Regions from separate parts of the Homo sapiens genome. Here region 2 is linked to region 1. The links are chromatin contacts, found by Hi-C or POLR2A ChIA-PET in ENCODE. All regions are on one chromosome and are shown on one strand. The core of a region is the stretch at or near the end of the contact, and the rest is flanking DNA. Distances in the headings are between cores, read along the strand shown. Region 1 overlaps PRKCB (protein kinase C beta). Region 2 overlaps PRKCB (protein kinase C beta).

Region 1 (6,325 bases), core at 1,167-3,666:
TGTGTATATAGACACACATACCACCATATATATACATATATACACGTATGTGTGTGGTATATGTATGTATATCTATATATACATACACACAATAGAATACTACTCAGCCATAAAAAAGAGTAAGACCTTTGATTTTATTTTTATTTATTTATTTATTATTTATTTTTTTTGAAACAGTCTCACTCTGTCGCCCAGGCTGGAGTGCAGTGGGGCAATCTCGGCTCACTGCAACCTCCACCTCCCGGGTTCAAGTGATTCTTCCACCTCGGCCTCCTGAGTAGCTGGGACTACAGGCACCCGCCATCATGCCCAGCTAATTTTTGTATTTTTGCAGAGATGGGGCTTCACCATGTTGGCAAGGCTGGTCTTGAAGTCCTGACTAAAACAGGGTCTCACTCTGTCACCCAGGCTGGGGGGCAGTTGTGTGATCATAGCTCACTGCAGCCTTGAACTCCTGGGCTCAAGAGATCCTCCTGCCTCAGCCTCTCAAGAAACTGGGACCACAGGTACACAACACGATGCCTGGCTAATTTAATTTTTATAGAGCCGGAGTCTCACCAAGTTGCTCAGGCTGGTTTCAAACTCCTGGGCTCAAGTGATCTTCCTTCGTCAGCCTCCCAGTGTGCTAATATGACAGGCATGAGCCACCATGCCCAGTCTGAAATCATGTCTTTTGCAGCAACAGGATGGAACCCAAAGCCATTATCTTAAAAAAAAAAAACTCAGAAAGAGAAAGTCAAATAATGCATATTCTTAGTTATAAATGGGAACTATATAATACACATAGACACAGAGTATGGAATAATAGTCATTCTCCAATGGCTACTGAATGACTGTTGAGTAATAGTCATCCTTCTTGGAAGGGTTGGGTGGGGGAGTGAAGGATAAGAAATCACTTAATGAGTACAGGGTACCCTATCTGGGTGATGGACATACCAAAAGCACAGATTCTACCACTAAATAACATATCCATGTAACAAAATTGCACTTGTGCCTTCTCAATTTATACAAGTAAAAACTTTTTTTAAAAAATTTAAGAAGTCCTCATGTTTGGAAGAGAGACAGGATGACCTCAGACAGGGATGCTGGGTTTCGGCACTTCAAGGCTGACAAGACAATGTCAAGAATGGAGTCCTTGGATCCCCAGTCCCCTAGAAATGGGATGCAAGCTCTCTGTCCTTGGAAACGGCCAACCTTAAGAACACAGGCATCCTGGTTAACGAGAGGAGGGTCACGTCCAGGAAGAGAGTGATTATCATGGCCACAGATACCCAATGACCAGTCAGGTCTGAAAGAGCCCCAATGGGCAAGTCCTGCAGAATGAAAAGGGAGAGAGGAGTGATCCACTAAGATGTTATCAGGGCAGAGGATGGGGACCCCATTGTAGGGCACTCCAGGCAAAATTTTACAGGAAGAAATAGCCAAGAAGTGACAATGTCAATGCTTTCCTATTTTATGTTCTTTCCATCCCATTCTCTCTTTCCTCATCTCTCAACATTCTTCTAGTCATTGTGCTCCATTTTCCCTCCACTGAGGGGTCATATTGAGGTAAACTAGAAGGCAGTTAAATAACTATACCCCAGATGTGCCAATCAATGGTCAAATATTGACCTGGAAGACCTTACCTAATGAATTGAAATAGGGTCCTCCCACTTGGTCCCAGTCCGTAAATCATTTTACCCAGGTCCAGAATGAACCTATATAGCATTTACTCATTAAATGAGCAGACAACATGTGATTGGGTGGGTCTAAGGAGACTTTGCAGTTTTGTTGTTGTTGTTTATAATTGACAAGTAAAAATTGTATACATCTGTAGTGTACAACATGATGTTTTCCTACATGTATACATAGTGAAATGGCTAAATCAAGCTATTTAACATATGCATTTTTTCGTAGTGAGAACACTTAAAATCTACTCTCTTGGCAATTTTCAACTATGCAATATATTGGAATTAACTAGTCACCATGGTATACGTGGAGCCTTTGAATTTTAGGATCAGGATGTAGAGATATCTTAGTTTATTAGGAAGTAACTAAACAAAGATAAATATTAGAGGCTTGTGTTTGGGTATTGAAAAATTAATTAATATATGTGTCACAAGAGGAAACAGAAACTAGATGGTTAACAAGAAGAACACAGAAATAGAGAAGTTCAGTTGTGTGGTGGTCGCCAGATCAAATATTCTGATTCTCCCCTCCTCCCAAGTACACAGCAATATGATACTTGCCCAGCCGCTTTGAAGTTAGGCATGGCCATGCGTATTAGTCGGTTCTCACACTGCTATCTTGATACTACCCGAGACTGGGTAATTTCTAGAGGAAAGAGATTTAAATGACTCACAGTTCCGCATGGTTGGGGAGGCCTCAGGAAACTTACAATTATGACAGAAGGCGAAGGGGAAGCAAGCTTGGACCTTCTCACATGGCTACGGGAGAGAGAAGAGTGAGGAGTGAAGGGGGAGGAGCCCCTTATAAAACCATCAGCTCTTGTGAGAACTCACTCAGTATCATGAGAACAGCATGGGAGAAACTGCCCCTATGATCCATTCACCTCCCACCAGTTCTCTCCCTAGACACATGGGGATTATGGGGATTACAATTCAAGATGAGATTTGGGTGGGGACACAAAGTCTAATCATATCACAATGTGACTTGCTTTGGCCAGTGATACACGCTTGGCAGTGACAAGTGTTTATAGGGAGCGCTTCAAGGACCAATACGAGACTTGCCAATCATTTTCCTCCCTCAGTGATCATGGAAGCATGCTTCAAGTTGGTGTGCTTCTATTGGGTAGGTTACTTCTGTGACCACAATGAGCAATCCCTTCCCTTACATGTTCACCCGTGTCAAAACAGGTTGATTATGGTTGGGACCAGAAATAATGTCTGGAACTATGGAGATGCCAATATCATCTCAGTATTAGGAGAAACCCTGTCATTATTAGAGCTGCACAAACACACCATTTTGGGGGTAGCATGTTAGTAACTGAAGATTGGACAGTCACCAATGGCGTGCTATGAAGGGAATTCAAGCATTAGATGGTTCAGTGAGTATTCAATTAACCTTATTTTAATAACAATACCAAATATCCTTCTGGAGAACTATTCCTTTCCCACTCTTGGTCCACATAATTCAGGTAGTGTTAATTCCATCCGGAACTCCAAGAGTAGATAAGGGTGGTCAATCAGCACATTGCTTTTTCACTGGCCCTAGTAGCTAATTTAGAGCCTGTGAGATATAACAAGAGAAAGAGGTGCTCTTCTCTACATGGACTTGAACCTAGAGGAAATGTGAGTAGAGCTTCCATAGCCATCTCACCTTGATGAGGGGAGTCTCTTCCATCTGAGAAGGGAGCCAATACATAAGCAGAGATGGAATAAAGGAAACCATGTCCTGGAAACATAACAAACCCCTGGATCAGACAATACCTGAAGGCAGCTACCCTTGGACTTTTTGGTTTTATAAAGGCAATAAATTCCCTTCTGAATTAAGCTAGTTTGAATTTTCTGTCACCTGTCATAACCAAGATTCCTGCCTCATACAAAGGGTGGTTGAAATACATGAATTTTAAGGTTCTGTCCCAACCTGAAATTTTAAGATTCAAATAACAGCATTCACTAGCTAACTACATTTAGCATTAAAAGGTGTAGGTAGCTAGGAGGCAGGAAAAAAAGGTAACTCTAAAGAACAGACAGATCTATTAAGATTGGTCAAGGCTGCAAAAATCTAAACTATGTCTGTAACACTGGCTACCTAAATTAAATGCCCTCTGGATCTTAGCCACTGAGTGTGGCTCATGTGGACATTGGCCACCATTCTACCCATGAAGCCATAATTATAAATCAAACCACATTTCCTGATCCCTCAGTAAGGTGCAGCATTGTGTTATGCTGGCAGGAGCTACTGTGGCTAAGGCCCTGGAGGAAGGGTAGTTTGCTATTTTTCTTTTTGAAAATGTGTTGTCAAAGCAAAGGTGTCATTTAGAGAAAATGTAACTGAAGTTTCTGCAGAGATCATTCTGTAGTGACCAACACAGTCACTGTATATTTCAAAGTTGACATTTCCAAGATGTATCATAGCTCTTTCACATGCTATCATCACACAAAAAAACTAGGTAGCTCTGCTAAATAACATTTGCATATAGTCTTTAAAAATGCAAATAGAGTATAGATGAGAGGTTGCAGAGATCTAGCCTAGAGACATCTTTTTTTGGTCCATACCATGTCTTTAATAAAAAGAAAAACAAGAAATTTTGCATGAAATCCAGATTTCTGGCTTCTCTTGAAAAAGTAGAAGAGCTGGCAGCCCTAGGATCATATTCCAACAGAGGAAAAATTACTACTGGTGCCCCTTTAAACAAAACACCCACTATTCAATTCAACATGGGTTCCTGCCACCACCTCTGTTTTATACCCACCCACTTCACTCATTTAGGTCTCCTGCCTAATTTCTGTAGGATTTGAGTCTACAACTCTTTTACATTTACAAATTTGTCCACAGATAACTATTAAGACGTCATTTTTATCAGCCAATGTCCTTCTAAACATGCTGGAATTCAATGTTTTCATTATCATCCGATAGTGTTCTATGCACCATAACACCAAACATCTCAGTCAGTAATTACCCATGAACTTCCATGCCTTCAAGCCTTTGCTCTTACTGTTCCCCTGCCTGCTCTGCCCTTTCCCTAAGTCTTTGCTGTTGGAACCCAGCTGAGCCTATAAGATTCAACTCAAATGCCTTCTTCTTGTGAGGCCTGCCTTGATGCCCACCCAAGAATTAGGGTTCAGAATTAATGATCTATTTCCTGGCATTATTGTGATATGAGGGTATAGCATATCTTTTTTTATTTATTTTTTCTTTTTTTGACAGAGTCTTGCTGGAGTACAGTTGTGCAATTTTGGCTCACTGCAACCTCTGCCTCTCAGATTCAAGCAATTCTCCTGCCTCAGCCTCCCAAGTAGCTGGGATGACAGATGGGTGCCGCCACACCCAGCTAACTTTTGTATTTTTAGTAGAAACAGGGTTTTGCCATGTTGGTCAGGCTGATCTTGAACTCCTGGCCTCAAGTGATCTGCCCACCTGTAATCCCAAAGTGCTGGGATTACAGACGTGAGCCATCTTGCCTGGCCTAGCACATCTTTATCACACCTCAACCCTTATTTCTTCCCATTTTCTATAATAGTTTATAACGATCAGGCTGTCTCCTCACGAGACCGAAAGCTCTTCAAGGACAAGCACTAAGTCCCCAATACCTTAATGGCAACTTAATCACTTATAAGGTACCAGCACCTTACCTGTCTTTTCTCATTTAAACCCCACACAATCCCTATGAGGTGGGTCTTATTAATATTGCCATTTGAAAGATGAGGAAACTGAGACCTAGAGAGACTCAGAGCCCAAGAGTGGTTTTCTTAAGCCCTCTACTACTTGGGCACACATTCTTCATTACCCTGTGATATGGTTTGGCTGTGGCCCCACCCAAATCTCACTTTGAATTGTAATAATCCCTGCATGTCAAGGGTGGGGCTAGGTGGAAATAACTGAATCATGGGGGTGGTTTCCCCCATACTGTTCTCATGGTAGTGAATAAATCTCAGGTGATCTGACGGTTTCATAAATGGGAGTTCCCCTGCACATGCTGTCTCCTGCCTGCCACCATGTAAGACGTGACTTTGCCCCTCATTTGCCTTCTGCCATGATCGTGAGGCCTCCCCAGCCATGTGGAACTGTGAGTCCATTAAACCTCTTTCCTTTATAAATTACCTGGTCTCAGGTGTGTCTTTATTAGCAGCATGAGAACAGACTAACACACTCTGTATGTAGAAGGCAACAGAATGTGCTGGGTGGAGCCGAACACTTCTGTTAAATAACTTCCACCAATTTCTGCAGGACTCTTGAAGGGCTGTTCTTCCCCTTCCATCCCCTTCCCCTGGGCTCTGCCCCAGCCCTGAGCAGCCTGTCTCACCCACTCTTCTCCCCAAGAGTATGCAGAGAATGCCACTCTCTGCTCCCACACACCGCCTGACAGGAAAGCTGGGTAACCTTCCCTTATCACACCAGCCTTTCCAGGGGCTCTGCTTCCCTCTGAAATTACATTAAATTGTTCCATTAGTGTCAAAAAAGGAAGATGCATGATATTTTATGAATTTCCTTTTTTAAAGAAAGTTATCTTCAGAACTGTACTCCTGCTGACTGCTTCCAGAAAGTTGGAGGTTATTTGGGGGCAGAATTTATTTGCAGAAAAACCACAAAATCGGTTTAAATGCCAGAATTTATTCTAGTTGGCTTGCTTGAATCAATACAGATGTGATAATGCAAAATC
Region 2 (6,554 bases), core at 2,269-4,768, 86 kb before region 1:
TGCCAGCTTGGTTTCCAGGTGCAGCCCTGGATGCCCAGCTTCCTGACAGCACCCTCTGTCACAGAAGCTCTCAGCACACCCAAGTCTGCATTTCAGAAGAGCAGAAAGATCCTCTGTATAGAAGGACACGGTGAGTTTGTGAATTACAGAGGAGCCTCCCATTCCTGCAAAGGATGCTGCTGGAGCAAATGCCTGCCAGGTGGCCATCTGCACCGGGGACTCTGCACACAGCAAGTCCAGGCAGGCTCTGATCCTCATGACCGCTAGAAACAATGACCCTGAACCAGCAGGCCCGCATAGACAAGGGCCCTAACTGAGGAAGGTGAATTCTGTGCAGGCCAACTCTGATGTCTATACTTTTTTTTTTTTTTTGCAATTCCACATCTCACCTTTCATCTTTTACCAAGAACCTCACTAGGACGCCACTCTGCTGAACAGACAGGTATTGAAGAGCTATTATGTTCATGCAGCATCCTAGGTGTGGAGTGATCAAACAACGGATGCCAACCCCACCTTCAGGGATTTACAGATCCCAGCAGGGGGTAATAATTACTAGTGCAGTAACAGCTACCACATACAGCACTCACCATGTGCCAGGCACTGTTCCAAGCGCCTTACATATTATGAACTAATTTGATCCTCAACGACCATGTAAAACAGGTTTTTGACTATTCCTATTTTATAGGGGAGAAAACTGAGACACAGAGAAGTTAAGTAACTCGCCCAAGGTCACACAGCTAGTGATTCATTTTTATCCAGAATCTGGGTTCTTTGTCACCATGTAAGTAAATATTAGGTTGGTGCAGAAGTAACTGTGCTTTTGCCATTATTTTTAATTACTTTTAACTAATTACTATTGCACCATTATTTACAATAGCAAAAACCGCAATTACTTTTGCACCAACCTAATATTTAGATGTCCCTAAGATATGTGACAGCAAGAAGAGGTATGTGGTGTGCTGAGTACAAAATATTGGAAATGGGCCTGGTCAGGGAGGTCAGGAAGGGCTTCCCTGAGGAAGTGATGCTTGAGCTGCAGTCTAGAGGACCAGCGTGAGTTGACCAGGGCCCTTAACCCTGCATGCAACTGAGAGGTTCTGAATCAATCAGAGATTTGGACTTAGTTGGTCTGGAATGGGTGCAGACACTGCATTCAGTTAAAAAGCCCTGCAGAAGATTCTACAATGCAACTAGAATTGAGACCCACTGAACTCACAGGGAAGAAGAGAGAGAAGAGTATCTCAGCCAAGGGAGAAGTATGTGCAAATGCCTGGTGGCAGGATGAACAGAGGAGTGAACGAAGGTACTCAGAGTGGTCAAGCAAAGGCTGGAGGGACCCTGACGCCAGAGCACGCAGGGCCTCATGAGTAGGACAATCATATCCTGTATCTTCCAACAGGGACTCTTGTGAGGATGACAAGGGCACCAGCCTTGTGGTACGCTGACACAACAGAACAAACCAATTTGGTTTATAGGCAAGCTTGGCAGAGGAGGACGTATGTCCACCCTGCTTCGCAGCCACTTCAAAGAGTATTTACTTTGTCCCAAGAACAATGGGAAGCCATTGACATGTTTTCAACAAAGAGGATGACATGATCACATTTGGTTTTTAGAAAGGTGTGGAAAGGGTAGGCCAGTGAGACAGAGAGGAAGCAGGGAGACAGGACCAGAGGCTACTTGTCCAGAGAGGGTTAGTGGAGTTGAACAAGGGTCCTCTCAGTGAGGATGGGACATGGTGGCTAAGAGCAGGCTCTAGAGCCAAACTCAAATCCAGACTCTGCTTATTAGTTATGTGACCTGGCAAGTCAGTTCACTTCTCTGGGCCTCAGTTTCCTCCTCTATAAAATAGGTGTTAAAAAAGCATCTTTCTCATAGGGTGAGGATTAAATGAGTTAGCATATATCAATCACTTAGAACAGCACGTGGCATATGATAGGTGCTACATACATGTCAGCTATAATTATTTAGGAGGCACTATAGGATTTGGCCATGGAGAGAAAATGAGGGTGAAGGAATGTCTGGGAACACAGAGCAAGATGCCCCAAGAATTGATCACTGCTCAGTGGAATTTGGGAGATTCACAGTTAAGGAGTGAAAAGGATCAAAGACAGAAAGTTTCATGAGGAAAGGCTGAGATGCAGCATTAAGGAGTGAAGCCAGGACCTAAAGACCAACACTGAAGGCAAAGCAGGTTCAGGCCTCTGGGTCAAGCAAACATTTCTATGATATGCTAGGCACTGTTTTAACCTCTTTGCATAGGTTAACTTATTTAATACTCACCCTAAGAAGTAGTATATTATCATCTTCACCTTGTAAATGAAGAAACAGGAACAGAGAGGTCAAGTGACTTATTTAAAGTGCACAGCTAAGGTGGGACACAATGGTTCATGCCTGTAATCCCAGCACTTTGGGAGGCTAAGACCCATCCGGGCAACATAGCAAGACCCCATCTCTACAAAAAAATTTAAAATTAGCCAGGTGTGGTGGTGTATGCCTGTGGTCCTAACCACTCAGGAGGCTGAGGTGGGAGGATCACTTGATCCCAGGAATTGGAGGCTGCAGTGAGCTATGATTGCACCACTGAACTCTGGCCCCAACAACAGAGTGAGATCCTGTCTCAAACAAAACAAAATAAAACAAAACAAAACAATGAAAACAATGATACACAGCTAGTAGGTACCAGAGCCAAGATTGGAGCCCAGGCAGGCTAGTTCCAAAGTCCACACTCTTTATTAACTTGCAAGGCCACAAACCTGAGCCTATGCATTTCACTCTGCTCTCATCCACAAACTACCCCTGAAAGTATCAGAAGGAATTGTTTAAAAATGGGATAAAATCTATTTCAGCCCAGAAACCAGGGAAAGGTACCAAGCAAATGCCAGAAATGCTTTTCAATAGATAGAAACAGTGAGACTGGAATTGTGGGAAGGACGACCTGGCCCAGTCCTTCTTACCCTACCTCCAATTTAAAAAAAAATAGAGTGGTGGCTGGGCATGGTGGCTTATGCCTGAGTAGTCCCAGCACTTTGGGAGGCCAAGGTGGGAGGATTGCTTGAGCCCAAGAGTTTGAGACCAGCCTGGGCAACATGATGAAACCCCATCTCTACAAAAAAATTAAAAAATCAACCAGGCGTAGCGGCACATGCCTGTAGCCCCAGCTACTTGGGAGACTGAGGCAGGAGGATCACTTAAGCCTGGGAAGCAGAGGCTGCAGTGAGCCGTGATGGTACCATTGCACTCGTAGGCAACACAGTGAGACCTTGTATCAAAAAGAAAAAAAAAATCGAGTGGCAAGGTCTGACTGAGGGAGTAGGTAATTGACCAAATATAAGTGAAGGTGAGTCTAACAGGAGCCTATGAAGTCACTGGCAGCAGCAGGCACTTGAGCAATATTTAAAATGATGAATCTTCCTCCCAAAACCTGCAGGAGAAGCAAGTGGCTTCCAGGCTCACCTGCAGATCTCACTGGACACGAAGAGGGTGCTAAAGGACAGCAGGGGGCGCTATAGCCACTGACTCCTAACTAAGGATATGTCCCAGCCAATTTAGAGCTCAGACACCAAGAGAGAAAAAAGACTTCTGCATTCTTTTAAAGCTCCCTGCCTTGGACTATTGCACACTCTCTACTCTCCAAAGAAAGCCCATTTGACTAAATTTACATTTTCCCTTCTCCCCTCCGATGTGGGGTGGGGGAGACCTTCCACTGACAGTCCCCACCTACGAATGCAGAAGTTGTAAACCGGAGGTTCACAGAAGGAATCCAGTCCAAAAATGTGTTTAAAATACACCACAGTTGTAATTCTTGAATTCTCTGTCAAAATCTAAATTTAGGGGATTTCAGATTTCTCTGGAAAAAAATGGGAAAACTTAGACCTTCATCCTTTAAACAGCAGGAATTAGGAAACGGAGCTGAGTGCCGCTGCCCCTTTCAGATAGGGTGTTCAATGGGCCAATGGGACATGCCTGTGGTCACACACGTCACTCATTCACCCACCTGCCTGGCCCCTGCTGGCTCTGAAGCTGGACATCCTGATGAACAGGATGCTATGTGTCCTTTCAATATCATGTGGCCACACACACACACATATGAAAGAAACCAGCCAGACACAAGAGATGGTCTACTCTATAATTCTGTTTTTTGGTTTTTGTTTGAGATGGAGTCTTGCTCTGTTACCCAGGCTGGAGTGCAGTAGCATGATCTCGGCTCACCGCAACCTCAAGCGATTCTCCTGCCTCAGCCTCCTGAGTAGCTGGGATTACAGATACAAAAACCATCATGCCAGGCTAGTTTTTGTATTTTCAGCAGGGACGGGGTTCTGCCATGTTGGTCAGGCTGGTCTCAAACTCCTGACCTCAAGTGATCCCCCCTACCTCGGCCTCCCAAAGTGCTGGGATTACAGATGTGAGCCACCGGGCCCAGCCTAGTTTTGTTTTTTAAGTGCTCAAAAGCAGGCAAACTGTTTTCCATAGTATCTGCAACATTTTGTATTCCTGCCAACAGTGTACAAGGGTTCCAATCTCTCCATATCTTTGCTAACACTTGTCTTTTTTAAAAAAAAAAATAGGCCGGGCGTGGTGGCTCCCACCTGTAATCCCAGCACTCTGGGAGGCTGAGGCAGCAGAATCACTTGAACCCGGGAGGTGGAGGTTGCAGTGAGCCAGGATCACGCCATTGCACTCCAGCCTGGGCAACAGAGCAAGACTCCATCTCAAAAAAAAAAAAAAAATAGTCATCCTAACAAGTGTGAGATAATATCTCATTGTGGTTTTGATTTGCATTTGCCTAGTGATTAGTGATGTTTAGCTTTTTAAATTTTCATATGCCTTTTGGTCATTTGTATGTCTTCCTCGGACAACTGCCTATTCAAGTCCTTAGCCCGTGTGAAGGTTCCTCAAAACATTAAAAATAGAACTACCATATGATTCAGCACCCTCACCTCTGGGTATTTACCCAAAAGAATTGAAATTAACATCCTGAAGAAATGTTAGCAGTTCCATGTTCATTGCAGCACTCTTCACAACAGCTAAACGTGGAAGCAATCTAGGTGTCCACTGACGAACAAATGGATAAGGAAAATGTGTTTATGCATATGATGGAATATTTTTCAGCCCCCCAAAAAGAAGGAAGTTCTGCAATGAGACAACATAGATGAACCCTGAGGACATTATGGTAAATGAAAAACACTAGTCACAGGAAAACAAATACTAGATGATTCCACTTACGTAAAGTAACAAAAATAGTCAAATTGATAGAAAATCAGAGTGAAAGGGTGGTGGCTACAGCCTGGAAGAAGGGCAAAATGGGGAATTACTTACCAATGGGCATCAAGTTTCAGTCAAGCATGATGAATAAGCCCCAGAGATCTGCTGTCTCGTACTGCATCCATCATCAACAATGATGCATTTTACACTTAAAACTTTGTTAAGAGGATAGATTTCATGTTACGTGTTCTTTCCAAAATAAAATAAAATAGATCACTGGGGGTGGGGGGAAAAGCAGCCAAAGGATTGCTGGTCTGGTAGTGGTTATTTTGATGGATGGGGAGGGACGTGTAGAGATTAGAAGGAGCAAAGAAGGGCTTCTGGGGCTCTGCTTACAAAGAAAAATTCACTGTGTGAGAATTCATCAAGCTGGACACTTTTCCCGTACAATAAACAGTTGTCAAAAACTGTGTGACCAGTCCAGACTAAAACCAGCACCCTTGATTCCAAATTCTAAACTCCTAGAAGAGGCCAATTTGATCCTGTTTGGGAGAGATGTCCACACGCATCTGGACCAAATCAGGCCAAGGCTGTAGGGTCACAGACCTTTGGCAGTGCATATCTGGAAAGGCAGCTCTCAGGGAAGAAAGCTGCCTGCTTCAGGACCATTTGTGCAGGTACACAGGGTTGAGGTCTACCAGGCAGTTTGAGGTACTAGGTAAGAGCATAGCCCCACGGGCCAGAGGGCCTAGAGCTGGACCTCTCACAAGTGACCTTGAGCAAGTCATTTAGTCTCTGAGTACCTCAGTTTCCTCATCTGTGAAATGGAATTATAACAATGATAACCTATCTCACAGGGTGTAATGAAGAATGAAGAATTATTATATGTAAAGTGTTTAGGACAGAATTATATCTATAAATGCTGGCTCTTAGTTTTTTTTTTTTGAAAAAGAATACCAAGACATCCTAGAATCCTAGACCACTGGAGGTGGGGGAGCCCTCATGAGGGCATGAACCTCATGAACACAAAAGAGCAGAGACAGAAAGAAGACTAGGAAACGTGAGGTCTCTTGAGTCCAGAACCAGGGCCTTTCACATCCTTTCTGGCTGCCTATCTCCAAGGCCATCTGCCTTTTGATTTCTCCATTTGCCCCCAGGCCTGCAGGCTCCAGAAATTACGGTCTTCTGGGAAATTGTGAGGCTGGTCCTGCCTCCCAACTAGGAGAAGCCACAATAATTTATAGATGGGACGCATCAGCTTCATTCAAGTCCCAGCAGCTCGCCTCTCTGTGCACGGTTGGTTTCTGTTCTCTGGCCTTCCAGCATCATGGATTTGCTTCTTCCTCCACAGC

What was found. Hi-C counts contacts between places; a loop is a spot of excess contacts on that map. ChIA-PET counts read pairs that join two places held with the same protein, here RNA polymerase II (POLR2A). Pooled maps may share reads with other maps.
Region 2: a loop to region 1 is called in a map with no recorded cell type, with 4 times the contacts of the local background. The contact joins two enhancer-like sites. A Hi-C loop is called at or near these places in 1 of 168 maps with a recorded cell type or tissue (GM12878), 11 of 37 single-sample maps with no recorded cell type and 5 of 50 pooled maps. POLR2A ChIA-PET finds 5 or more read pairs at or near these places in 4 of 52 experiments (MCF 10A, activated B cell, activated T-cell and 1 more).

Annotation. Positions count from the first base shown.
Region 1 is chr16:23,920,327-23,926,651 of GRCh38, reverse strand. The region is part of intron 2 of PRKCB (protein kinase C beta); the gene reads right to left. Among named protein-coding and RNA genes, the nearest start is that of PRKCB, 88 kb to the right of the region's middle. Within about 2 kb of position 2,416, at least 3 of the 41 ENCODE cell types and tissues checked have a DNase peak (open chromatin) inside an H3K27ac peak, as active enhancers do; they include GM12878, where a contact is called at or near this core.
Region 2 is chr16:24,007,600-24,014,153 of GRCh38, reverse strand. The region is part of intron 3 of PRKCB (protein kinase C beta); the gene reads right to left. Among named protein-coding and RNA genes, the nearest start is that of PRKCB, 170 kb to the right of the region's middle. RefSeq lists a silencer at 3,399-3,448. Within about 2 kb of position 3,518, at least 6 of the 41 ENCODE cell types and tissues checked have a DNase peak (open chromatin) inside an H3K27ac peak, as active enhancers do; they include GM12878, where a contact is called at or near this core.